Linked DNA regions of Homo sapiens: regions 2, 3, 4 and 5 are each linked to region 1. The links are chromatin loops, found by intact Hi-C in ENCODE. Cell type or tissue: dorsolateral prefrontal cortex. All regions are shown on one strand. Region 1 holds the start of SHANK2 (SH3 and multiple ankyrin repeat domains 2). Region 2 has its middle 28 kb from the start of DHCR7. Region 3 has its middle 75 kb from the start of DHCR7. Region 4 overlaps SHANK2 (SH3 and multiple ankyrin repeat domains 2). Region 5 overlaps SHANK2 (SH3 and multiple ankyrin repeat domains 2).

Region 1 (5,000 bases):
CCTCCCTTCTCCCCTCTCCTTCCCTTTCTTCCACAAATTCCCCAGTCTATAGAAACGGACAGGGTCAAGAACTTTGCTGGAGGTCATGTGGAGGCAAGAAGATTCTCAAGGGTCCCTCCCTGGGGCTCACAGTCCCAGTTACAGGAGAAGTGGAGGCTCCTGAAGAGGCTGTGCGCGTCCATTTCCACTGGTTTTTCTCAGCCACACCCTCCCTGCTGCCCCAAGGAGGGGCCCTCAGACTCCAGGTACAACAGCCCCAGGTGAAAGCTCCGGCTTGAGTTTACAAAGCAGGAGGCTGGAATTGCAGGCAGGTAAGACCTCAGGTGTCCAGGCCCAGAACTCTTTCAGAGTAGGAGGCACAACCTCAGGCCCTGCAGCAACTCCCAAGCTGAGCCCCACTTTAGAAAAGTCCTCATCGGGACTGACGGGGATCCCAGAACTCTCTCGTCTGCAACTCTGTTACGTATTTGGAAGTAAGGCAAGTATGCTAAAGCACTGCCTTCCTATAAAGAGCCATTTTTAGGAGTGTGTTTCTGTATACTGGTTAATTCCCGGCCCGTTTTTCTCTCCCATCCTTTTCCTCGTCACTAATGAAATATAAAATGCAATGCGGTCTCAGAATCCCTTTACCTTCCTCTGGGCAGCACTCACATCTGATATCACCTGGCTCCCCAAGCCCAGGCCTAGACCAAGACCCCTAGAAGCCAGCATGGCCCTGCATACAACCCTAAGCACCTGAATGAAGAAATGAATGAATGAAAATCTTGAAACTCACCCAAATAGGAATACGGTTTTCTATAGCAGACTGTACTTGGAGACAGTACACAGAAAGATCCCCCCAACAGACCGCCCCCCTCCCCGGGGGTGGGGGGGAATCTAATTTGTTAAAAGCAGCCAAGTGCTGTCAACCGAGCCCTCTGGGATCATCTTTATAGGTGAAATCACCTACTTGTAAAGAGTTACCTTTGATACTTGAATTCCAACCTCCTTCCAAAGGGACCCAAAGAAGCACCAAGCTTTCCACCCAATTCTTCCTTCCAGGAAAACAAGGAATTCCTGGGTGTAATAATGGAATCAGAGGCCTTATATAGACAGTGCTTCCCAGGAGCTGAATCATTCAGGCACTACTGGGACACCCAGATTCCTATCAGGACAAGAGTCTCCCTCAAGCCCCCTCAGAGGACAGTGACATCCGGCATAGAAACCCACAGCTCCCACCTACCAATCCCCCTCTTAGAGCAGACACGACGGCTTTCCCTCAGAATTAACACTGAACCCAGATGGGGGCCGAGCTCGCTCTCCTCACTCCACCCCCACAGGCTCAACCCTATTAGGACCCTCAACCTTGTTTCCAACCCACAAGTAGTTGGAAAACTCCAAAAGCAATCGGCCCGGGGCTGTTCTGGACCTGCTGAACCCTCTGGGGCACCAGGCTCGGTTCCTAGTGCACAGAAGGGCGTCACTAACTATGTGATGCGGACCGCAGGGCACCGGGGTTAAGGCTGAATCTGCCAGGTCCTTTTCCAGGGGCGCAGAACTTCCCTTGTGGCTGGGTCGGCAAAACCGAGGCCCACATCCCAGATAGAGATCAAATCGCCCTCCCCCACCGGGGGACTTCCGAAATTACCTCTCTGGATCTGGAAGCTTAATTAGCTGATTGGCCTCATTAACGTTCGAACTTGAGTTTCAAACGAAAAAGAGGTCACTCAACTATCCAATTTACAACCTCGAATTTCCACCCGAAAACCACTTTATTTTCGGATGGCCTCTGAGGACGCCCAGGCCCCTGCCAGCAGCTGCCAGCCCCCGAGAGCCTTACGTACTTTCGCCTGACCCCCCCACCACCCACCCCTCACCTGCCTGGCTCGAGCGCCTTCTCAGTTCCAGGCGCCCCGAGCCCCTTTAAAAGATCGGCTGCGAAAACCCACGGTCACCTGCACCACCCTTTCTCCCTCTGGGTGCTCCAGCCCCACGGAAAGGCAAGCCTCGCCCACGCGCCCACCCACCTCGAGCAGGGTGTCCGCACGCAGACCCGCCTGGAGGGCGCCGCGCTGCACCCCCACGCCAAGCCCCAGAACCCTGGCGGCGAGGTCCACCCCAGCCCCCGCATCCCCCCGAACCCGGGCGGCGAGGCCCGCTGCGGTGGTCGCACCTGCTGGCTCAGTCCGGCGGCTCCAGCCCAAGTGACGAGTGCGCTGTCGGCGTCTCTGGGAGCGGTCCCCGCGCCTGGCGCCCGGGGCCGGGGCCACCCGGTGGAGGCGCCTGGGCCGCGGGCTGGGCGGGCGGAGCTGCCCGGCCGCCGGGGAGGAGGGATGCCCGGGCGAAAGTTGCCAGGGAAACTTGATCAACTCGAGCGCGCCGGTGCCAGCTTCCTGCATAATTCACGGACGGTGGCGGCCGGGCTGCGCCCGCCGGGTCTCCCTATCCCAGCTGGTGAGCACGGCGGGCCGGGGTCGGGCACCCGGCTGTGGCTCAGCGCGACCCCCGGGACCTGGGCGCCCGACCCGCCACCCCCGGGCCCGCACCAGGCGCGCCGGCCCCGGCCTCTCCGCGACAGCTGCTGCTGCCGCCGCGCGCGCCTGGATGGGAGCTCTGCGTGCAGGGCCAGGGTGACCGCAGCGGGGTCTCGGGGGACCTGGCGGCCACGGTTCGGGTCTCCGCCCCCGCGCGCCACCTGGCGGCCCCGCGCCGGCTCCTCCGCTGGGCTCGCTGGCCCGGGTCCTAGGGCTGGCGGGCGGTGACCCGGGGCAAGGAGACCCCGGGAGAGCGGGGGAGGTCGCGCCACACGCGCTGTTCCAGAGGAAGGGGCAGGACGCGCCAGAGACTACGTGGTCCATGCGCGCAGGAGATAAAGCGGGGGCTCCTTCCTGCGCTCTGCCCCCACGCCGCTTCCAAAGCTTTCGACACCGGCCCCTGCCCGGGAAGAAAGGCATGCAGGGGGAAGGGCTCTCTACGGAAAATCGACCCCCACCTGGACACGCGGCTCACTCCCCCCAGCGCCCACCTCTCCAGCCTCTCTGGGTCCAGGACTGCGCTTACCCGGTAGTTGGTGCTCCCGGAATCGAGATGCCCCCAAAATGCCGTCAGTGAGCAGGATCGGGTGCCCAAGGGCCACCTCCCGTCCTCCCCGGCCCGCGCCCTGCGTCCCCGGCCGCCGCCTCACCTGGCTCGGCGAGTCGGGGGCGGGTCCGAGCCCCCCGGGAGCGCCAGCGTCCGCGCACACCTGGATCGGCCGCGGGAACCCGAGCGGCGCCGCGCCCAGCCCCGCCGGAGCTCAGGAGCCGCCGCCGCGGCTCAGGTGCAGGGGGTGGGGAAGGACCCGGCCCCGCCCGGCGCGGGAGCTGGCTCCGGCGAGGGTGGGGGAGGGGCCCTCTCGCCGCCGAAAGGACGCGTGCGGCCCAGGACCCGCGGGCGACCCGACCTGGACCCCCACCCCCGCCCACGCCGCGGACCTCAGTCCCCCGCCCCGACCCCGCTCCCGCCCGCGGCTGCGGCTCGGGCGTGCGCGTGGGGTCTGTTGTGGCAACCCCGGGAGACCGCGGGGCGCCCTGGCCGCCTCTGCCCCGCCCCGGGCTGCGTGGCTCACGGACCTCCCCCTCCCTGGCCAAAGCCGGCGGACGAGAAAGTCCCTGATTTTTGTAAAGTCCGGTTCGGTCTGCACGGTTATCCCGAACGCAGCTGGCTCCCGCCACAGAGTATTTATAATAATAGGATTTGGAAATAGAGGCTGCCTGCACATCAAAACGTTTGCAGAGCAAACGAAAACTTTGTACCCGGGTGATACGCCGGCGTCTGCTGCCCAGGCCACCAGTTCTGGGGCGCCTTCCGCCCAGGGGTGCACAACGGTATCTCCGCCAGCTGCCCTCCAAGCCAAGAAAAGCCAGGGGGTGGGGTGGGGGGAGCAAAAGCCAACGGCTCGGGTGAATCCCAGAGGCCAAAGGCACCCTCCGGAGACTCCAGGAATCCTGTTATTATCCAGGACTCCGGATTGCTAGGTTTGCGGAAGCCCAAAGGGGCGGGTCCTGAGCTTGGAGCTGTGGCCGCCGTGTGAGCCATCGGCTGATAGATTTTCTCAAGGCCTTAATCATTCACTGGGAGTCTCCCCCAGTACGAGCTGCGTGTTTCTGAGTAAGCTCTTGAGGTCTCTGTGTTCTGAGTTTTCCAGTATTCTGGAAGGTGTGGGTGGGGATCAGAGTCCAAGCTGTGGAGTAGAACTGTCTCCAGAACCCTGGAGCCCGGCATTATGCAAACCCCTAACTGTGCCCCCTACATAGAGTGAGTGTGTGTGTGTGTGTGTGTGTAAGTCAGTCTATCTTACAGGACATGCCTGAGAGGTTTGCATGGGCTGGTGACTTCAACATACCAAAGGCAAAGTTAAATATTTGCTCTAGATACTTTTTTTTTTCAGCTTGCATAATTGTCCCACATTTCAAAGAAGTCTTTAAAAGCACTTAGGTTAAAAAAAAAAAAGTTGTGTTTGGGGCCTGAATATTTCAGGACACACATGGAATAAATATTGTAACTCCTTGAGGGCAGCTGCCTTATGTAAATGTCTTTCTCGTCGCTGCTTCCTTAAGCATACACTTGATAAAATATTTGTTGAATGAATAAAGGAGTCAATCAATCAAAAAATAATAATCCCCAAAACAGGAAGAAGGACGCCCTGACAGGATCCTGCAGGCATCCTTTGTTTGGCATGGAAGCTGGGGTGCCTGGGAGAGGTGTGAGCAGGACAATCGGATGTTCTTTGGGTTGGCCGGTGGCAGATGCAAGACCTGGGTTGCAGGGAGTGGGGGTGGGGGCTCTACCTTTCCATAACAGTCCATCAGTACCCTCCCCACCAAAGAAGGCAAGTCATCTGAATAAAGTGGTGTATTTACCCTGCAAACCCAGCTCAAAGACCTATCCTCAGGATATTTCCCTCCTCTCACCAGATTCCCACCCCTGGAACACCCCTTCCTAGGTTTCTAGAACCACTGCTGCAGATAGACCAGGCAGCT
Region 2 (5,000 bases), 170 kb after region 1:
GACAACCCCTCATCTAGACTGTATCCCTTAACACTGTGACAACAGTTCTCAAAGTGCGGACCCCAGACCATCAAAATTAGCTTCATTTGTTAGAAATGCAGTCCGCAGTCCTCATCCCAGATCCCCTGAATGAGAAACGCTGGGTGGGGGCCCAGCAATCTTAGTCTAAGAAGACCCCCAGGTAAGTCTGATGCCCTCCAGTCGAAGATAAGACAAGAAAACCACCACCTTCAGTTACAGAAATCTGTTGTGATTGTTGACTCTCCAGTCTGAAAAGCGTGTTCTCGTGTCCTCACTCTAGCCTTTCAGGGAGGAAGAATTGCTCTCAAGTCCCATTTTACTAGTTTAATCTGCCCTTAGCAAGATTGGAGGCAGCTGAGAGCCACTCAGTAAAACGCTGGCAGCCCCCAGGAGCTGGCAGTGGGAGACACGGGATGACTGTTCCTTCCAAAATAAATGGAGGGTTTACAGAAGGCATACAGGATATGTGGCGTGCTGCTGTGACACACAATCAGTCCTAGCCAAACCAAGCCCTTACATTTGAGTACCAAAGTCTGGGTGAAATAACCACCTCATCCTGGTTTGGTTTTTTCCAGTTTCAACATTGAAGAAGCCATGTCCCCAAAAACTTCTCAGTCCTGGTCAAACTGGGACAAGTCCTAGGCCTGGGATGTAAAAGGCCAGGCTTTCCTGCAAAGAGCAGGTAACATGGTGGCCGATCCCGCCCACAAGCATCCACAGATGCTTCCTACAGGTGCTGGAATGAAGAGCTGGAAGCAGCCCAGTGCTCAGGGAGTCAAGGCATGGCTGGGTAAATACAAAGGCAGCTACCACCCAGTGTGGGGCACCGCCAGTAGCATTCCCAGGAGCCCCGGGAGCTGCAGGGGTCACGGGGGCATCTGAGCCAGCAGTGCAGTGGCACATGGGCATCAGCCTGGATCCCGTACCCTGGGACAGTCCTCTGCCTTGAGTCACTGTGTTCCAGACCCGACGTCTCTCACTACAGCTGTCACTTGTCATGCCTCCCACTCTACTTTCCACACCAGCTGCAGTTCTCTGGGTGGGGCTGAGCATCTGCGGTTCATTCACCCTTACAGCTTCTAGAAAGCCACACTGCAAACCCTATCGGCCAGATGAGAGCTTCCCCAGATCTAAGCTTCTCTGTCTCCCCAGGGCTGCACCCTGAGATACACATGCAGAAAGGATTATTTCTATTTTTATTTTATACTATGTTATTATGATATAAAACAAGATATATGTAATGTATATAAATGTTAGGGATGACTTTTTTTTTTTTTTGAGACAGAGTCTGGCTGCGTTGCCCAGGCTGGAGTGCAGTGGAACCATCAAAGCTCGCCGTAGCCTTGACCTTCCAGGCTCAAGCAATCCTCCCACCTTAGTATCCTGAGTAGCTGGAACTACAAGCATGCACCACCACACCTGGCTAATATTTTGTATTTTTAGTAGAAACAGGATTTCGCCATGTTGCGCCAGCTGGTCTCAAACCTCAGCCTTAGCTTCCCACAGTGCTGGGATTACAGGCCTGAACCATCACACCTGGCCTTATTTTTTTCTAACAGACAGAGCCTTGCTATGTCACTAGGCTGGACTGGAATGCAATGGCGTGATCATAGCCCACTGCAGCTTCCACATCCTGGGGGCTCACATGATCCTCCCACCTCAGCCTCCCGAGTAGCTGAGACTACAGGTGCACAACACCATGCCTGGCTAATTTTTTTTTTTTTTTTCTGTAGAGACAGAGTCTTGCCATATTACCCAGGCTGGTCCTGAACTCCTGGCCTCAAGCTAACCTCCCACCTCAGGCTCCCAAATGCTGGGATTATAGGTGTAAGCCACCTCACCTGGCCTTGTTTCAATAAATAAGTTAATAACCTGCTACCCAGTATAAGACATCACATATTCTCCACACTTCCTGTTTAGATCTTCCTCCCAATGATATCCAGCACCCTAACATTTTGCTTAATAATTCTCTTGCTCTTTTTAGCACTTTTGCCACACCTGGATATATCCCTAGAGAAGACATTGGTTTTGCCTGATTTGGGGCTTTCTGCAAATAAAATAACCACCTCGTATGTTTTTCCTGTGGCCTGTTTATTGTATTCGTCCTCTGGTGGTGCACCCATGTTGATGTGTGTAGCTGTGGTTTGTTTTTCACTGCTGTATAGTATTCCTGGTTCCACTGGATGAAAATGTGGTCATTTGGGCCAAGGGATATGTTTGGGTAGCAACAGAAAGCTGGAAAACGGTCCTGTGTGGATGATACCATGCTTTGCCTGGAGGGCTTGATGGGGTGTGCAGGTGGACCCTGAACTGAATTTCGGGGGATCCGGGTGAAGCTGAACTCCCTCTGCTCCCCCTCATAGCACTCAGCCCCTTCCCTAAACACATATCAGTCAATTAACGTAAGTAATTTGGGCTGAAGCTTGTTCCCCTGGGTGCTATGCGTCTTGGTCTAGTCCTGACGACATCACACGTACAATACTTAAGCATATATTTGCAGAAGTAATACGCACACAAATCAAAACCACGAAACCTCTGGAAGGGTAGAGCATGAGAAAACAGCATCTTGCTCCCTCACTTGCACCCAGAATCCCAGCTCCTGTACCCCAAGTGAGCACGCAGCACATCCCATGAGTAGCCTGCACCTTTGAGCCTCTAGATTTCACCGCTGGTTTCTTGGTGCAAAGCAGGTTACTTCTGTGTGCACTGTGCTCCCCCTGGTGGCTGTTCCCTAGAGCACAATTCTCACGCCTCAGTCCCAAATCCAAGTTTCAGGAAGGAAATGGCTTCACACACTATTCCCTCTGACGCAAGGTTGGTACTTTCAGCCTTTCAACCTACCCCTCACATAATACCTAAGAATTTTGCAACATTTTTTAAAGTTCTTAAAACAGAATCGTAAAAGGGAGAGGCAGTTTTAATATGTACGTACTTAATTAAAACATCTAGTTCTGGGTCCTAAGGGGATGGGGAACGCAGTCTCTGTCCTATAGGAATGGTGAGCGTGTCTAGCGCAGGGGTTGGCAAACTGTGGCCCACACGCCAAATCTGGCCAACCGACTGCTTTAGTAAATAAAGTTGTATTGGAACATGCTGATTTAATTCTGTGTTTATTGTCTGCGGTTGTTTTCTCGCTGCAATGGCAGAGGTGAGTAATCGCAGCAGAGACCTCCTGACCTACAAAGCCCCAAATATTTACTCACTGGCCCTTTTCAGAATCAGTTTGCCCACTCCTGGTGGAGTGTTTCAATGGAGACACCTATGACAATGACGTATGATCAGTCTGGAAGGAAGCTTCCTCTTAGGATTTGATTTTCCATTCATTCATCCCGAAACTGTTGCATACCTACTATGTGCCAGACGTTATTCTGGCCAGAAAAGATTCTTGATGTTGTTTTCCAACTTGGAGAGCTGTAGTATTTTCAGTGAGAACAGTAAGTCATACCAGTTACCAAGGTTGGTCATTCAGGCACAGATGCCCCCTGTATGCTGAACTGAAACTTATCTCAGGCCCCATCACCCCCTTTGCCTGCATCCCCTGATACTGTTGGAAGCCAACTCTGTCTTCTATGGAGGATATTGACAGTGAATTCCAGCTTGGTAGGACAGGGGAGGAAGGAGCGTGTTGGTAAGGTCTGGATCTGGCTACACTCTCGCTGTTAGTCTGGGCAGAGTCTAAATTGAGCAGTGGGAGTGTAGCCAGATCAAACCAGGTCAAGTCCCTAGACCTTGACTGGAGGCCGCCTCACTTTCAGCAGTGGTAGCCGGCTTGTGTCGCTGGCGAGAAATGCAAACGTTTGTGAATTTCAAATATGTATATATATATATTTGTGCTCCAAAGGCAGCACACCCGCATATGATTCTCCAGACACCGGGAGGCACTCGTCTCCCCTCTCACCTTTGCAATCCCCAGGTGAAGAGGCAGCACCTCTTGGCGTGATTCTCAAGGGGGTTTGTGTTTATTCAGCAATTTTTGGTCTTGCTCGGGGATGTTCTCACTTCCTATTTAAAAATTTAAAAAAAAAGATTCTGAAAGACTTAAACAGTGAAAACATTTAGGCCAAACCAGAGCTACTGAAACACACACACACACACACACACACACACACACACACACACATATATATATATATATAATGTGTATATATATATATAATGTATATATATATATAAAATGTATATATATATATATATATATATATATAATGTGTATATATATATATGCAGGAACAGAAAGCCAAATACCACATGTTCTCAGTTATAAGAGACAGCTAAGCATTGAGTACACATGGACACAAAGAGGGGAACAATAAAGGGTGGGGCCCCCTTGAGGGTGGAGGACGGGAGGAGGGTGAGGATCAAAAAACTACCTATCAAGTACTATGCTTATTACCTGGATGATGAAATAATCTGTACCCCAAGCCCCTGCGACATGCAATTTACCCATGTAAATATATATATACCTATATATACATATGTGTATTTGGAAGAAAATACCAACCTGCTTTTCATTCACCAGGTGGCCGCACACAATGCATGGTTGGGCCTTCCCCTTAATAAACATACCTGGATAAAGAAAATCTGGTGCATATACACCATGGAATACTATGCAGCCATGAAAAGGAATGAGATTATGTCCTTTGCAGGGACATGGATGGAGCTGGAAGCCATTATCCTCAGCAAACTAACACAAGAACAGAAAACCAAGCACTGCATGTTCTCACTTATCAGTGAGAGCTGAACAATGAGAACACATGGACACAAGGAGGGGAGTAACACACACTGGTGCCTGTCAGGGGGTGGGGTGGGGGAACGGAGAGCATCAGGATAAATAGCTAATGCACGTGGGGCTTAATAACAAGGTGATGGGTTGATAGGTGCAACACATCACCGTGGCATACGTTTACCTATGTGACAAACCTGCACGTCCTGCACATGTACCCAGGAACTTAAAATTAAAATTTAAATTAAAAAAACAC
Region 3 (5,000 bases), 120 kb after region 1:
CTGGTCTGCTGCTCCCCACAGGGGTTCCCCACCTTGCCACTGTCCTCCAGGTCCACTTATGGGTTTTGTAGGTCTCACTGCCCAGTCTCCCCATTCACTTGGCAGCCCCCAGCCCTGGCTGGAGGAGGGAGAAGTTTCCATCTCACAGAAAAATCAAGGAAAAGCGCTGAGGGGGAAAACAAGCTGGTGGTCTGCAACCAGTCCCTTGATATGATGCACCTGAACTTTGCATCAGCTTCCCTGGGAGGCCGCTTCACCCTCTTTCAGGGTCGAATCAGCCTCCTGCGAAAGGGAAAACGAAAATCTCCAGCTGGGCCTGTCAGCCAGCGGTTGGCTCGTGCTCAGCCTGGGCATGGGTGCCAGCTGGTGAGACAAAACCTGCACACGAGGCCTCTGAGTGGCCGCTTTGTCCTTCCAAGGAGAGCCACCTGCTGCATTCAGGTCAATTGCAGGCCTCCGAAAACATGACCTCGAGAACTTGTGTTTTCCTCACTTTCTCCAACCACGCAGCAGGGGCGAGCCTGCTTCCCGAGCGCAGCCACATTCTCAGACGAGATGAGAAGTGAGAAGAAACACAGCAAGCATGAAAACACACTCCCCACACTCCAGGCCGTCCATGTTTCCAATCCTCTGCCCAAACAAACAAAAATTCCTACAATTCCAGAGACGTCATGCAGTCTCTAACACCTGCACCAGCACAAAACTCTCTGCCTGACATTGGTTTTGAAAAACATACACTCAGCACAACTTAGACGCAGCCATTTGGGGGCGCTGCTTTTCTGCTGCTCTGAGATGGAAGACCTCTGATCTGGGGACACCTGGCAGGGGCCTGAACTTTCAGGACAATGGGGCACAGCTTCCCAGAGGTCAGTTTCCTTCAACTCTTCTTTTAGAGGAAGAATTGGATAATTTAATCGGTAAGTAATTTAAGACATTTAACCATAAAACCAACAGGTCTACTGTGGAGAGGAGTATCAACCTGCACACATTTTAAAGAGAGGACGAGAGATCTGAAAGACACGTCTAGGCTGTAGCAGCTGCTTTGTGCTCTCTACTCTCAGATCCCATGGAGGGGAGCAAGGCCTCCTGCTCCACCATTTGTGTCCTGACCCCATAGGGCAGCTCATGGAACAGCAGGAGCTGTGTCCCTAGTGTGAGTGTGGGTCCTAGAATGGCCCAGCACTACCAAGCTGGGTACAGAATTCAGGCCTCTTGGTTCCTGGTTCTCTGTCCTGTACCCTGCACTACCCTGCTGGCCTCATTAGGGATGGCTTTGCAGAGCTTCCCATCCCCCCTGAGTTTGCTGCTTCACCTGAGGGAGATCCAGCTTTTTCTAGTAGGCTGAGCCCCATTCTGCAACCATCAGCTTGTAAGAGAGGAAAGCTGCTTGCCCCAGAGCTCTGGCCTTCACTGGCCTCATTTGGCCAGCTCTATCCCAACCCTACCAGAGGGGCCCAGCTAGACTCGGGGGTGGGGCTGGGATGAGAGTGTGGCATTGCAAGGAGGCCCAGGGCCCCAGGCGAGCAGGACACTCTCCCCAGAAGCAGTAAAGACAGGCACAAATGAAGGAGGATGAGAGGAGTCTATGAGGAGACCCAGGGAATCAAGAGAGGAGGGAGGTTGGAGCCTGGTGGGGAGAGCCAGGCCTCGCAGGCACCAAATGATCCACTCTGACTGAACCTTCCAGTTACCAGGGCTATCTGTGGCATAGATGACCATTGGGATTACAAGGAGTCTGGGCCACTTCCCTGCCCTTTTGCAGGGCCAGCGAGAGAGCAGAGGGAGTGGGTGTGCATGTGCTGAGCCCTCCACTCATGTCTACGCATCTGCTCCTCCAACACCCTGGGAGTTGGTGTTGTCAGCCCATGTGGCTGAAGAAGAAACAGGCCCTGGAGGGTGAAGTGATTTGCATTACAGCTTGTCCATACTGAGTGAAGCTGGAATTCACACGCAGGCTACCTAACAAATAGCAAGCATCCTTTCAATCCCCAGCCTCTGGGCCACACTGGCAAGAAGGACAATGGGGATTGTTGCTACCAGCATACCTGCCTCATTGCCATAGTCTCTTACCACCATCTTCATTCCTTGACCATGATGGAAAAGTCTATTCTCAACCTCCTTTGGAGAATGGATTTTTACACCAAAAGCACTTGGAGCGTTAGCAACTACTGACCTCTTCTGGACTGAGAAGGCAGACCCAGAAGACGGATACCACGACATAGTCAGTCCCCTATGCCAAAGGCAAATTTCAGATGTGATGCCTTAGTTCCTTGAAAACAGGAAATATTTCTTCTATTTCTCCTGAAACTCTGCCTGGAGGCCTAGTAGAAATCTAGGCACAGAGTAGATGTATCAATCCCGCCACTTGGTGGCTTAAAAGAACAATTATTTATCAGGTAATGATTCTGTGGCCCAGTGACTTGGGCTGGGCCTCGCTGGTTCCTCTGCTTATTTTGGTTGGGCTTATTCATTCATCTGTGGGCAGCTGGTGGTCAGGTAGTTTCATACCTGCATTTGGCAGTTGGCTGCTGATTAGCTGAGAGTCAGATATAGTTACTGGGGGTTACTGGGCCATATGTCTTTTGTGCATCCGCCAGTTTGCATGGTGGTGGCTGCAGGATTTCCAAGAACAGCAAGAGAGGAATCCCAATGCACAGTTACTTTTTACCCCTTAGTCCATGGAACATTGCATCATGTTTGCTAATGTCCCATTGACTAAAGCTAGTCACATGACCAACCCATATTCTAGGGATGAAGAAGTAGTTTCCAGTTCCTGATGGAAGGGGAAGAATTTGTAGCCCTTTTCGCAGTCGCCACAGTTGGTGGTCACAGACGTTTCCTAGGACATTGTTGCCTCATTCTCTCTCCCCTCTTACCACCTGATACATAATTTCTGCTGTGGCCATAATAGCCTTAAAATGCAGTGGTTTTATTTCTAGGCTTTCTCCTCCTTATGCAGCAGCTAAGCTCCCCCAGGCAGGAATTACAGCAGGTATGTCTGTTTCCCCAGCTCCTAGCATAGGGTCCGGTGAATGCTTACTCAGTGAATGTTTATTAAACAAGTCATTGAATTGTTGAATTGAATATAAAGTGAAAATGGCTTCAGGTGAGCAATGTGTTAATTAGACCCAGGAACTGAAACTCCAGATGGGCAGAATGCAAATTAGAAGAACTTTTTAGAAGCACTGTATTACCACAAGTTCAGCGTGATTTGATTCCCCTCAAGTATTCTAGGACATCTGCACTAGTGCTAGCCCACCAGAACTTCCTGTGGATCACAAGTGGGTGAGGTTCTTAGCCTCTCTCGGATATTTGCCCTCTCAGGAAGCTGGTGGGAATGATGGAGTATCTCCCTGGGAAATGCATACCTGCACTATATCACTGGGGCTCAGTCTCAGAGAACAGGATGCACTGCAGCTAGTTTAGCAAGAAGGAATTAGTTTCAGGTTACGGGGGGCAAATAGAATCATTGGAGAGGCTGAAGAAATGGTTGTGGAACTGAATATTCAGGAACGACTTTGAAAACAAAACCGAGCTAGCAAAGGAGCTGCTTCCTCTTTGCCAACAGGAAGCCACCTGCTCAACTGGGAAGCTGTAGCTCCTCCTCCAGCTCCAGAATCAGGCCACCATCAGAGTCAGGAGATGGCCACTGTAGACGCCACCCAGATAGGGAAGCTGCTGGAGGAAGGGTCAACACCTCTGTGCGGGGGCTTGCCTGCAGGAATGCCAAACAGTGCTGGCAGAGCCTTTGTCCTGCAGGAGCGTTCAATTAGATACAGGTGCTTCCATTAGGAGCTTGCTGCAAGGGATTCTGGGAAATGCAGAACAGGGAGACACTGGGTAGGTTAGGATAGAGGGGAAGCCCTCTGATCTCCACCCTCGCTCACCCACAATTTCCCAATCTCAGCCCCCCACTATCCACTACAGTACATGGTAGTACCATCATGAACCCCAAGTTAACAACTTTATTTTAGTTTTAGATATGTGGCAGAAAAATAATTTTTTCAAATACTTATGTATTCCTAATGAGAACATTTAAAATCTACTCTCTTAGCAATTTTCAAGTATATAAGACATTGTTATTAACTATAGTCATCGTGTTGTACAGTAGATCTCTTGAACTCATTCCTCCTAACTGAAAGTGTCCTTTGACCAACGTCTCCTCAATCCTCCTCCCCTACCCTAGCCCCTGATAACTACCATTTTACTCTCTATTTCAATGAGTTTGACATTTTTAGATATCACATCCAGTATTTGGCTTTCTGGGCCCAGTTTATTTCACTGAATATAGTGTCATTCGAGTTCATTCATATCATTGCAAATGACAAGACTTCTTTCTTTTTTAGGGCTGAATAGTATTCTATTGTTTATATCTATACCACATTTTCTTTATCCATTCATCTGTTGATTGACACTGAGGTTGATTTCATAATTTGGCTATTGTGAACAATGAAGCAATCAGTGTGGGAGTGCAGAAGTCTCTTTGCCAAGTCGACAACTTCATTAATTCTTATGAGTTAAAAATCAATTTGGAATATTTTCTTAGAGAAAAACAGGCAGTACAGTGAGAATATGATCATTTGTTCTGAATTACAGAACTTGGTAGTGCATTAAGGAGAATGGAGTCAGGATTATGATTTTTGTTTGTTTGAGAAACAAACAAAACAAGTTCCAGTTACTTATCTTTCCATAGAGTCCCCTCTGTAGATGCCCGGGCTCCTGTTCACAGCCTTGGTGGAGGACATGGCATACGATGTGAATTATAGCAGATGCCAGCTTTTGTCCAAATTTGCCCAGAAGGAGAAAGGCAGGAGGAAGAGAGAGAATGAGAGCCCACTTTCAGACAAGTGCCAGTGATACTAATCAGGGTGCAGACACAGGGCTTTTGCAAAGAGGACTTGCCAAGGCTTGCAGTTGGCCAAGGATCACTGTGCTAGGGTTCAAACAGAGATAGGGCATGCTCCCAAGGGAGCCCCTGGTTTGGGTCAGTTCTTGGGAAA
Region 4 (5,000 bases), 140 kb before region 1:
CAGCACCAGGGGCCAGGGGCCAGGACAAAAGCCTCCTGGGTATTACAGATTCCTCCTCCTGTTGGTTAAGCAAAGTGCTCCGCCCACACACCCTATGCCTCAGCCCCCTCTCCACGCCTCCTCCTCGACTCGCACAGCACCCTGAAAGACAGCAGGGTGTTCATGGTGTGGATGTCTTATCTGGGACTCTGAGCTCAAGGCATAGTGCATTCCGCCAGGTTCTGAACACTCTGTGCAACGCCCCTGCTGCTCACCTGCAGTCTAACTTCAGTGCAATTTATGTGAACAGCACTTTAACAAGGTTTTTCCTGAAGCAACAACAGCAGAACACTAATACGGGGCTCACTGTGGACCCGCTTCCCTCCACCACGCCAGGCGTCCAGATCCCACTCTCTTCAGAGATGCCGCTTTTGACCCTCCCTGGAGCAGCCAGTAGGATCTGCCTCCCTTCCCCCAGCACCCACGGCCACACTAAGCAGCCCCTGCTGCCTCCCGGGTGGGTCTCCGCAGTGTGCACCGTAAGGGCCAGTCTGCCTGTACATCCCAGCCCAGCCACACGCCATGCCAGGTACACAGCAGGTGCCCCTGGAAGAGGAGCGTCTAAAGATAACACAACAAGATAACAAGGAGGACGCCGCCTGCCTAACGTGTAAATAACAGCCCGTTCCCTGCATACCTTCGTGTGGAGCTTGGCCAACTGTTTCTCATCGAGACTGGCTTGTTTATACACCCGCTTCTTGTATCGAAACTGGCACAGAAAACAAAAAAGAGAGAGAAAACAAGTCAATACTTCTCAGAGTTGTTCAGAGGGAAAACGGGCCTTTTCCTTGGCTATGTCACAGAAGACGGGGAACCCCACAGCAAACTTCCAGTTTTAAATAAATGACTGGTATTTGCACCCCAGAGCCTACAACATCCTCAGCATCACTTTTGTCAAGATTCTGTAGCAGTTTAGCTAAAAAGCCATATAAAGAAACAGGAGCAAGGGGAAGGGAAGATCCTGCAGGTGAGAAGCTGGGAGGTCTCCCTCCCGGTGACCGGCTCCCCAGCTAACTGAGTGGTTATGGTTCCTCCCAGGGGAATGGATCAGCCCTTGGCAAGGCATTTTTGGTAAATGAGGATGCTGCTTCAAACACCAGGTTTTTCTCCTACATTGTCCACCTTTGTTAAAACACACCCTAAAAGCCTGGGCTGGGAAAGGCCCCACCTCCTGTACTCCTGCAACCTCTGCCCAGATCGCTGAAGCCACTGTTTTTCCCTCCAAACAGCAGCGCCTCCTTTGAACTGGAAATTACATCACTGCATGAACCAAGGAGCACATCTTCCTCAGATGCACGGAGTAAGCAACATTGTCGGAGTGGGCTTGGTGAGACTCTAAAATACCTCCTCCCTCCTCCAGCCCCCCGCTTGGCTGGAGATGCTGCAGAAGGTCTGGGAAGGATGCTGAGCATTTAGGAGTCACTGGAGTTTGGAGCTGGGACCTCTGTTCCAATCCCAGCCCTAATGCTCTCAACTCACAGAGTTAACTCAGGGCTGGGCACTTTCCCATCTCAGTTTCCTTATCTGCCCCATGGGGATAATAGCACCCACCTCCCAGGGTGGCCTGAGCATTGAATGTGAGCTTCCTGGCACAGACCTGGCACTAGACAAGTCCACTTTATCTCTCCCTCCTTACTGCCCTTGATGCCGTCACCCTGCACGGTTACACATGTGCTCAGAGCCAGCAAAAACCGCCCCTGGGTAAAATGATGGTGCGGGGCAGGTGGCGGGTGAGCTCATCCTGAAACTGAAAGTCGCATCTCACAGAAAAGCTTCCAAATAAACAACCCTAGTCTCCTTTCTCCACCACGCCAAACAAAATGGCTATTTGACAAAAGACAAAATTCTTGTGCACAGACTGATACTTGTGGGGTTTTGTTTTCAACTGGCCAAATAAACCAGCTGTGAAATCGGAAAGTTCTGTGAAGCGCAGGCTGCACAGAGTTTGGGGAGAAAGTGCGCTGGTCAGAAGGGCATCCATTCATTTCCCAGAACAGAGCAGGCAGGAGGAGCTACAGGCCCATTTTAGAACTTCCACTTCTGATTCTAGATTTCAGGACAGCAGGTTCTGTGCGTCCATGCCCCGGGACCAATCACACCTCTGGTCCAGATTTCAGAAGCCACTGAGAATGATGCCAGGTGCCTTCTCAGGCTCATGATCATGTGGCTAAGCTTAAAAGTCTCAGGGAATTCAATTCCACGGGGCCCCTTTCCAGACATAAAACAATCCGCTTGGGCCCACAGCATCTCTGGGGCAGGAGGGTAAAGGACTCAAGGAGGGAGTGTTTATTCCAGAGTCACAAACATTTATAGCCCATAGCTACAGAGGACACCGGCTCAGGACCACAGACCCTTTTTCTTGCTATTTCTCCAACATTTCATAAGCAGCCCACCATATTGTGCTGAAATTATCTGAGGCAAAGAGCCCAGACTGATGCCCGCCCCTAATGTGTCAATCCCTGAGCCAATCTCAGCCTTTGCAGTGGGTCATGCAAAGGAGATTAATAAACCTAAGTATCGGCATCAATTTTGGCCGGGCGTGGTGGCTCACGCCTGTAATCCCAGCACTTTGGGAAGCCGAGGCAGGTGGATCAACCTGAGGCCAGGAGTTTGAGACCAGCCTGGCCAACATGGTGAAACCCATCTCTACTAAAAATGCAAAAATTAGCTGGGCGTGGTGGTGGGCACCTGTAATCCTAGCTATTCAGGAGGCTGAGGCACAAGAATCGCTTGAACCCAGGAGGCAGAGGCTGCAGTGAGCCGAGATCACACCACTGCACTCTAGCCTGGATGACAGAGCGAGACTCGGTCTCAAAAACAAAACAAAACAAAAAACAAAGTATCAGCAACAATTTCATGACAATGAAACCAGAGCAGCAGCTGCAAAGTCAATTTGGGGACTTGTGGATGGCCAGGCTCACAACGCACACACTGCTCCATGAACACTTCCTCTGGGCCTCACGACCACTCCCGGACATCACTACTAACATTCACTCAATGTCATGAATGGGAATCCGGGGCTGAGAGAGCATGGGTGGCTGGCTCGAGGTTGCACAGCTGCAGGTACTGGGGCCAGATGTAGAGGAGACTCCCAAATTCTCTGGTCTTCTCGCCCAGTTTTCCTGCCGTTATGGAAATGATCAGCCCCTGAAATGAACTGCATGGATTTACTCTTCCTGGTCCATCACCTCCCACTGGAGTGTAAGGTCCGTGGGATCAGAACCTTGACTTTTCTGTGCCAGAAAAGTGTGTGGTCCTTAGTTGGCCCTCAATGACAATTTTTTTCCCAATGGATACCCATTTTACAGATAAGCAAACTGAGGCCAGGACAGCTGAGTGATTTGCTCTAAACCACACAACTTCCAAGTGGCATCTCATCTTTTTCTACACTGAAACCCCTCCCTGAATCTGACACATGGTCCACACTGGGGATCCCAATAACCTCAGCCTCAGTGTCACAACGGAACTGAGAAACGTGCAGACGCGGCATCACCTTAGCCCTGGGTGGGCGTCCATGACATCTTGGGCTTCAGAGGAATCCCTAGTCACTGAGTAGAGAACCCACTTAGGTTGCTCAAGTGCCAGCTGCAATTACACACATGCAGCCTCTTGCTGTTGACTAAGCTAAAATGAGTGCAATCGCTGAATGATGCCAACATGTTGTGCAGGAGTAGAAATGATCCGTTTCTGGCTTCTCTTAACTGACGTAACCCAACACGTATACACTGCAGGAAACAATGCCTGTAAACTTGGGGCGTAGCAAGCCTGGGTGAGAGAGGTAGGGACAGGGGTCGTGCATCACGTGGAAATGTGTAGGGCTGCCCCGTCTTACGGATCAGCCACTTCTGGAGGGAGGCCCAGGAGCTTGTGGCTGCTGACAGCAGCTCAAAGAGCCCCGGTCACCCGGGCAGGAAGCAGAAGTGAAGCTGTGCTGTTGAGAACAGCTGGATGGTCACAGCCGCCCTGTTACTCAAGGACTCAGAGATGAATTGGAGAATGGTATGGTTTGACTGTGTGTCCCCTCCAAACCTCATGTTCAAATGTGATCACCGGTGTTGGAGGCGGGGCCAGGTGGGAGGTCTTTGGGTCCTGGGGCGGATCCCTCCTGAATGGCCTGGAGCCCTCCCCATGGTAGTCAGTCAATTCTCGCTCTGTTAGTTCACGGGGGAGCCAGGAACTACTCCTCCCCTGCTCGCTCTCACACCCCCTCTTGCCACCTAACATCTGCTCCTGCTTTGCCTTCTGCCATGAGAACAAGCTCCCTGAGGCCTCAATGCTGAGCCCATGCCGGCACCACACTTTCTGTACAGCCTGCAGAACCGTGGGCCAATTAAACCTCCTTTCTCTTAGCCAGCCTCAGGTTTTTTTGTTGTTGTTGTTTTAGATAGAGTTTCAGTCTTGTCGCCCAGGCTGGAGTGCAATGGCACCATCTTGGCTCACTGCAACCTCCACCTCCAGGGTTCAAGCAATTCTCCTGCCTCAGCCCCCCGAGTAGCTGGGATTACAGGCACACATGACCACACCCAGCTAATTTTTGTATTTTTAGTAGAGACGGAGTTTCACCATGTTGGCCAGGCTAATCTTGAACTCCTGATCTCAGGTGATCCACCTTCCTCGGCCTCCCAAAGTGCTGGGATTACAGGCATGAGCCACCTCACCCAGCCAGTTATTTCTGTATAGCAATGAAAGAACAGACTATCGCGAGGAATATGATGTAATTTAAAAATTCCTTCTTTGTGCCTGACTCCTGGCAGAGTTCCTAAAACCTTTGTACTGTCCTCAGTGATAAGAGTATCTCTGGAGCACTAATGAGATGACTCTCAACTCCCAGGTAGCTTCCAGGATGGGGGCTGGTGGCCGGAAGGATCAGACTATGACTCGAGGGTCAGGACTCCCAGTCGCCCTGCTGACTGGCAGGATGGAGTCCAATCACCATGGTCAGTGATTTCATCCTATGTAAT
Region 5 (5,000 bases), 100 kb before region 1:
AAATAACATTGATGATGCTCATTTCTTAAGAGCGTGTGTGGTTTGAGCCCACGCTTACCAAGGTATTTCTATCCATATGCACTTCCACCCACTGCCTGTAATCCTGCAGAGGGACGTGTCGGAACAGGGCTCTGCCAAGTATTGATGTGATCACCATTGCTAAGTCTGGCATTTGTGCTTTCCTGCATTACTTGAACTTTTCATAACAATCATTTATAGCTTTTATAAGAGGCATTAAATAATATAGGAGAAGGAACTCCAAAAGACCACGCCTATCCTCCTGAACAGCCTTTGTACTACCAGGGAAGCCCCTGGGGCCAGTGGCATGGCCAGATTAGCTCTAGGGCATCAGGCCACCCTGAGCCTCCCCCACAACGGGTGTCTAATCTTTTGGCTTCTCTGGGCCACACTGGAAGAAGAACCGTCTTGCGCTACACATAAAATACACTAACACTAAAGAGAGATAATGAGCTAAAAAGAAAAAAAAAGTTGCATAAAAACCCCTCAGAATGTTTTAAGAGAGTTTATGCATTTGTGTTGAGCCGCATTCAAAGCTGTCCTGGGCTGCATGTGGCCCACGGGCCTTGGGTTGGACAAGTTTGTCCTAGACGGTGAAGCCACTTGGCTGAGTTCATCCCTAGAGGGCACGTGTCAGCACGTTAGTCCCCTCAGCCCAGTTAGCGTCTCTCTCAGAGGGAGCAGGGCTGGGGGTGGGCTGAGCAGAGGGTGCCTGCTGGACCGCAAGCTGCTGGCACTGGGGGAAGAGGAGACACACATTTAGCCCTCGCTGGGGACCAAGCCCTGAGAGGTGCTAACCCCAGGGCATCTCTTAGCTCCTCCACAGCACCAGGAGCTGGGACCCTGGATGGGCACCAAGTGAGGCACCAGCAACACTCAGCCAGTAGGCAGCATGATGCTTCCCCGATCTCCAGCACTTGGGCCCCCCTTCCCCATCGTGGCTGGGGCCGGGAGACTGTACTCATAGAGGTCGGGGTGGATGCAGAGCACTGGGCTTACCCCCTCAAGCACCTGCAGCAGCCTACACCACCAGCCCACCTCTCCCCATTCCTTTAACCCAAAGCTAAAATGAGAAGGGTCCTCCCAGCCCACTGAGGGAGACCCTTCTAGAAAGCACAGATGGAGACTGTGACGAGCCTCACCCAGATGCCCCTCTGAGTCCTAACTCTTGGATGTCTACCATGTCTACTCCACAGCAAATGGGCTTCGTACCAACTGCCCCTACTACTGCCACCCCCACCCACATTCCCCAGGTGGACAGACGGCGTGTGAAATGTTCGCAGGCCAACCCTACTAGGCGCCTGTTTGCAACCATTATGTCTGCTCCACGCTTCCAGCTCTGTCCCACATCTCCGATTTGAGGCCACATGTGGCACAGTCCCCGCCGTGAGCAAGAGGGAACGTGGCTGGGCGACTGGCCCCCAGCTTGCTCTGGTGGATTCAGGCAAAAGATGAAGCCACACCCCTTCCTCTGCACACGAAGCTCCCCTTTACAGACAAGATGAAGCCACACCCCTTCCTCTGCACACGAAGCTCCCCTTTACAGACAAGATGAAGCCACACCCCTTCCTCTGCACACGAAGCTCCCCTTTACAGACAGCCCCAGTTCCCAGGGGCCAACCTCCTCGGGGAAGGCAAATCCAACAAAAGGGACCCCCAGGCATAAGGACAGACATCCAGGACACAGCCAGCGTGGGCCAGGGCAGCCTGAGGGCTCTGGGCGGCACAGGAATGACATTAGGCCCAGGGCTGGAGGGACAGGAGGAGGCGGACAGCAGCCACGCGGGAAGGAGTGCTCAGGGCTGTACCCCCTGGAAGTGGGGGAGCATGGGATGCTGGGCCTCTGGCACAGCAGAGTCCGGCACCAGGAAGAGGCAGGGCCAGGCCTGAGAGCCTCCTGCACTTGGTGCTAGAAGCCAGTTGCGGGTGCACCTGCCGCCCGGGTTTTCTCTATGAGGCTGTGAAACACTCCTCTCCACCTCTGGGACTCTTGCTTCAGGTCTGGCACACAGTAGGTGCCCAGTCAATGTTTGTGGATGGAGTTGGGGACAATGACAGCAACAGCATGATGTGAGGCCAGCGGCAGCAGGGAGGGGAGGCGGGCACGGCAGGGAGCCTGGGGGGACGGGGGCAGAAGTATGGAGCGAGGAAGGAGCACGGTGTGCCCAGAGCAGTCAGGACCGTGGGTCCGGGGAGGACCAGAGCAGGCCTCTGGCGTTCAAGCCACAGGTGACATTGTCCAGATGTGAACCAAAGGGCAGACCACGGGGCTCACCGTCTGCTGCAGGTCATGGATGACCACGCGGATCACCAGCGTGTTGCCCTGGCTCTCCTCCGTCCTGGCACCGCCCGGCTTCTCCGCAGTGGCCCGGATCGTGTCATAGATGGTCTCTTCTTTGGAGCTGTCTGACTCCGACCCCACGGAGTAGTCGGAGAAGCTCTGGGCCATCTCGTCCTCGCTGGATGTTGGGCTGCGCGGCATGGCTGCCTGTGTCTTCGAGGTGGGGAGAAGGAAGACAAAGAACGGGAGATGTGAAAATGAAAGAAAACCCAGGGGCACGGTGGACACTGGCGCTGGAACACACGTGGGCTCGGTTTCACAGTCTGTGTTTGTTGGTGTGACCACCAGCCGAGGGCCCCAGGTATGCACAATGTACAGATCCCAGAGGGCGGACACAAGTCGGCACCGCCTGCTCCTCCCTGGAGCTTGAGCCAGAGGCGGCAGCCAGGACCCAGGAAAACCCTGCAAACTCTGGTACCAGCGCTGTGAAACCCCGGCACTCAAAAGGAGCCTGAGCTAGCCACGGGGATGACCACAGCTTACAAAGATGATGCAGAGGGCCACTGGGGCTGTCTGAGCTACCCAAGGTAAGAAAAAAGGCTGCCTTTTGTTTTCCTTGGAGGACAGAGCTTCAGGAGAGGAAGAAACATGGGCTTCAGGTCAGAATGGCAGCAAGTTCACGCTATAATAACCCTCTCTGCTTCAAACACAGAGCAATGATAGGTACCGTGTAAAAACAGAACAAAAGGCCAGGGCCAGGCCCACAGATGAGAGAATCTCCCAGACCAGGACTGGAGTGGAACCAAGAGTCATGAGCAGACTGCAGCCATCAGACTTGGGGGTCCCCAAGAGGCAGGGGCAGCTGAGAGTGCAGCTTCCTCAAGGTCAAGTGCAATAAAAATTACCCCACAAAGAGTCAGGCCAGGTTGCCAATGGCCACCTTAGACCAAGGCTTCTTGTTTTTTTTTTTTTTTTTGAGATGGAGTTTCACTCTTGTCGCCCAGGCTGGAGTGCAATGGCGTGATCTCGGCTCACCGCAACCTCCGCCTCCCGGGTTCAGACGATTCTCCTGCCTCAGCCTCCCAAGTAGCTGGGATTGCAGGCATGCGCCACTACACCCAGCTAATTTTGTATCTTTAGTAGAGACAGGGTTTCTCCATGTTGGTCAGGCTGGTCTCAAACTCCCAACCTCAGGTGATCCACCCGCCTTGGCCTCCCAAAGTACTGGGATTACAGGTGTGAGCCACCGTGCCTGGCCAGACCAAGGCTCTTAAGAAGGACACAGAACTCTGGGAACAGCCATCCACTATTTGGTGGCTGCATCTATGACATCCCCCACCTCTGCAGGGCAGGAGTACAGAAAGGGTTGGATAAAAGTTGGCTTGACCCAGGGATGGCAGGGACTGGGGGAGGAGGGGCCATGCTGAACCAGCAATTCCACTTCTGGGTGCGTTCTGTGGGGAAGGACGAGGCCACGTGCATATGGAAAGGCATAGAAGATTGTTCCCTGCCAAAGCAGCATGTGGAAATGCATGGTCACCCTGATTGTTTAGGGACCCCTTGATCAAGCTGTGGTCTCTTCATTCCCATGAACTCCACAGCTGTGACAATGAATGAACCCAAGCTACATGTGGATGATCCCTGAAACATAACACTGTGCAAAAGGAAGGCAATTCACGGAAGGATTCAAACCACATACTATCATTTCCAGATAAAGGCTGGAAAGATGCCACACAGTCCTACAGATGGTACATGGGCATTTTCACCGTGCGTAACGGCACAGAAGCAGTCAACTGGAAAGGCACATGCCCAATGCAGGAGAGCAGTTCCCTCTCGGAGGAAGACAGGGTGGGCCGCGCTGCTTGGAGCCATGAACTTCCTGAAAGCAATTCCAGCAACTACAGGACAAGGTCAAACTTGGTACAGTTGGGGACACAGATGTTTGCCGTATTATTCTCTTTGTTAGAAATCATTCACAAGGAGCAAGGAAGGAGGGCAGGAGTGCAGGGGGCAGAAGAGGCCACCCCAAAATATGCTGCCTGGGCATAAGGACAGTCCTGAGCTGAAGACGATGGAGGAAAAGCAGGTGCGAGAACAGCTCGCTGCCTTCCCCCGCCACTGGTGTGCCTCAAAGCAAGACGTAAATTTCAGAAGTTCATCACTAGAGACAGCTTTAGACCCTTGTCAGCCCCGCCCTGGAGGAACCTACAGAGCTGACTTCACCAACAGACTAGCCTTCAGCTGCTGTTTCTTTCCTAAAGATTGGCCGCCCCATAATTTGCCCTCTAGAAACTCACAGTCCTTTCCCTTTGTCTTGTCGCTTCTCTACAAATGTACTGTTCCTGCTCTGAGGCACCAACCCAGCCCAAGCTGTAGGCACTTTTTCAGACACTCTTCACTGACGGGTGCTCTATGTGTTCACAAACCATTTTTCTCTTGCGACTGTCTTATGTCAGCTCAATTTCAGGGCCCCAGGTAGAGAGGAGGGTAGTAGGAAAAGAAATTTCTCCTCTGCAGGGGGAGGGATTAGAGGAAAGGAAGGAGGGGAGGGAGGTGGATAAATGAATGGATGGATGGATAGATGGCTCACTGTGTGGATACGCAAGAGGGAGGAAGGAAGGGAGGAGGGGAGGGAAGGAGGTAGATGGATGGATGGATGAATGGATGGATGGCTAACTGTGCATAGGTGAGAGGGAGGAAA

The links. Hi-C counts contacts between places; a loop is a spot of excess contacts. Peaks named below come from ENCODE experiments on the same cell type or tissue, not always from the same donor. Only the 100,000 strongest peaks of a DNase experiment are listed, where the experiment ranks them.
Region 2: a loop joins it to region 1, with 2.3 times the contacts of the local background. A loop is called at or near these places in 3 of 110 quality-filtered maps.
Region 3: a loop joins it to region 1, with 6 times the contacts of the local background. A loop is called at or near these places in 6 of 110 quality-filtered maps.
Region 4: a loop joins it to region 1, with 5 times the contacts of the local background. A loop is called at or near these places in 11 of 110 quality-filtered maps.
Region 5: it touches region 1 in a loop (2.6-fold over the local background); 4 of 110 quality-filtered maps call a loop at or near these places.

What each region holds. Positions count from the first base shown.
Region 1 is chr11:71,249,262-71,254,261 of GRCh38, forward strand. It overlaps SHANK2 (SH3 and multiple ankyrin repeat domains 2), which reads right to left and starts at 3,316. Exons shown (of 26, transcript NM_012309.5): 1 at 3,164-3,316. In dorsolateral prefrontal cortex, a CTCF peak has its summit at 2,732; a DNase peak (open chromatin) is centred at 2,347; H3K4me3 peaks cover 2,038 bases; H3K27me3 peaks cover 3,206 bases.
Region 2 is chr11:71,417,882-71,422,881 of GRCh38, forward strand. It overlaps the pseudogene ACTE1P. Among named protein-coding and RNA genes, the nearest start is that of DHCR7, 28 kb to the right of the region's middle. In dorsolateral prefrontal cortex, CTCF peaks have their summits at 2,730 (motif pointing left) and 2,941; DNase peaks (open chromatin) are centred at 1,030 and 2,737; H3K27ac peaks cover 1,319 bases.
Region 3 is chr11:71,370,742-71,375,741 of GRCh38, forward strand. No RefSeq gene overlaps it. Among named protein-coding and RNA genes, the nearest start is that of DHCR7, 75 kb to the right of the region's middle. RefSeq lists a silencer at 3,152-3,201. In dorsolateral prefrontal cortex, CTCF peaks have their summits at 2,205 (motif pointing left) and 2,405; DNase peaks (open chromatin) are centred at 382 and 2,183; H3K27ac peaks cover 972 bases.
Region 4 is chr11:71,112,617-71,117,616 of GRCh38, forward strand. It overlaps SHANK2 (SH3 and multiple ankyrin repeat domains 2), which reads right to left. Exons shown (of 26, transcript NM_012309.5): 5 at 677-748. Among named protein-coding and RNA genes, the nearest start is that of SHANK2, 140 kb to the right of the region's middle. In dorsolateral prefrontal cortex, a CTCF peak has its summit at 2,030; a DNase peak (open chromatin) is centred at 2,045; H3K4me3 peaks cover 514 bases.
Region 5 is chr11:71,144,827-71,149,826 of GRCh38, forward strand. SHANK2 (SH3 and multiple ankyrin repeat domains 2) reads right to left here. Exons shown (of 26, transcript NM_012309.5): 3 at 2,294-2,512. The coding sequence starts at 2,500. Among named protein-coding and RNA genes, the nearest start is that of SHANK2, 110 kb to the right of the region's middle. In dorsolateral prefrontal cortex, no CTCF peak of the experiment used is centred here; no DNase peak of the experiment used is centred here.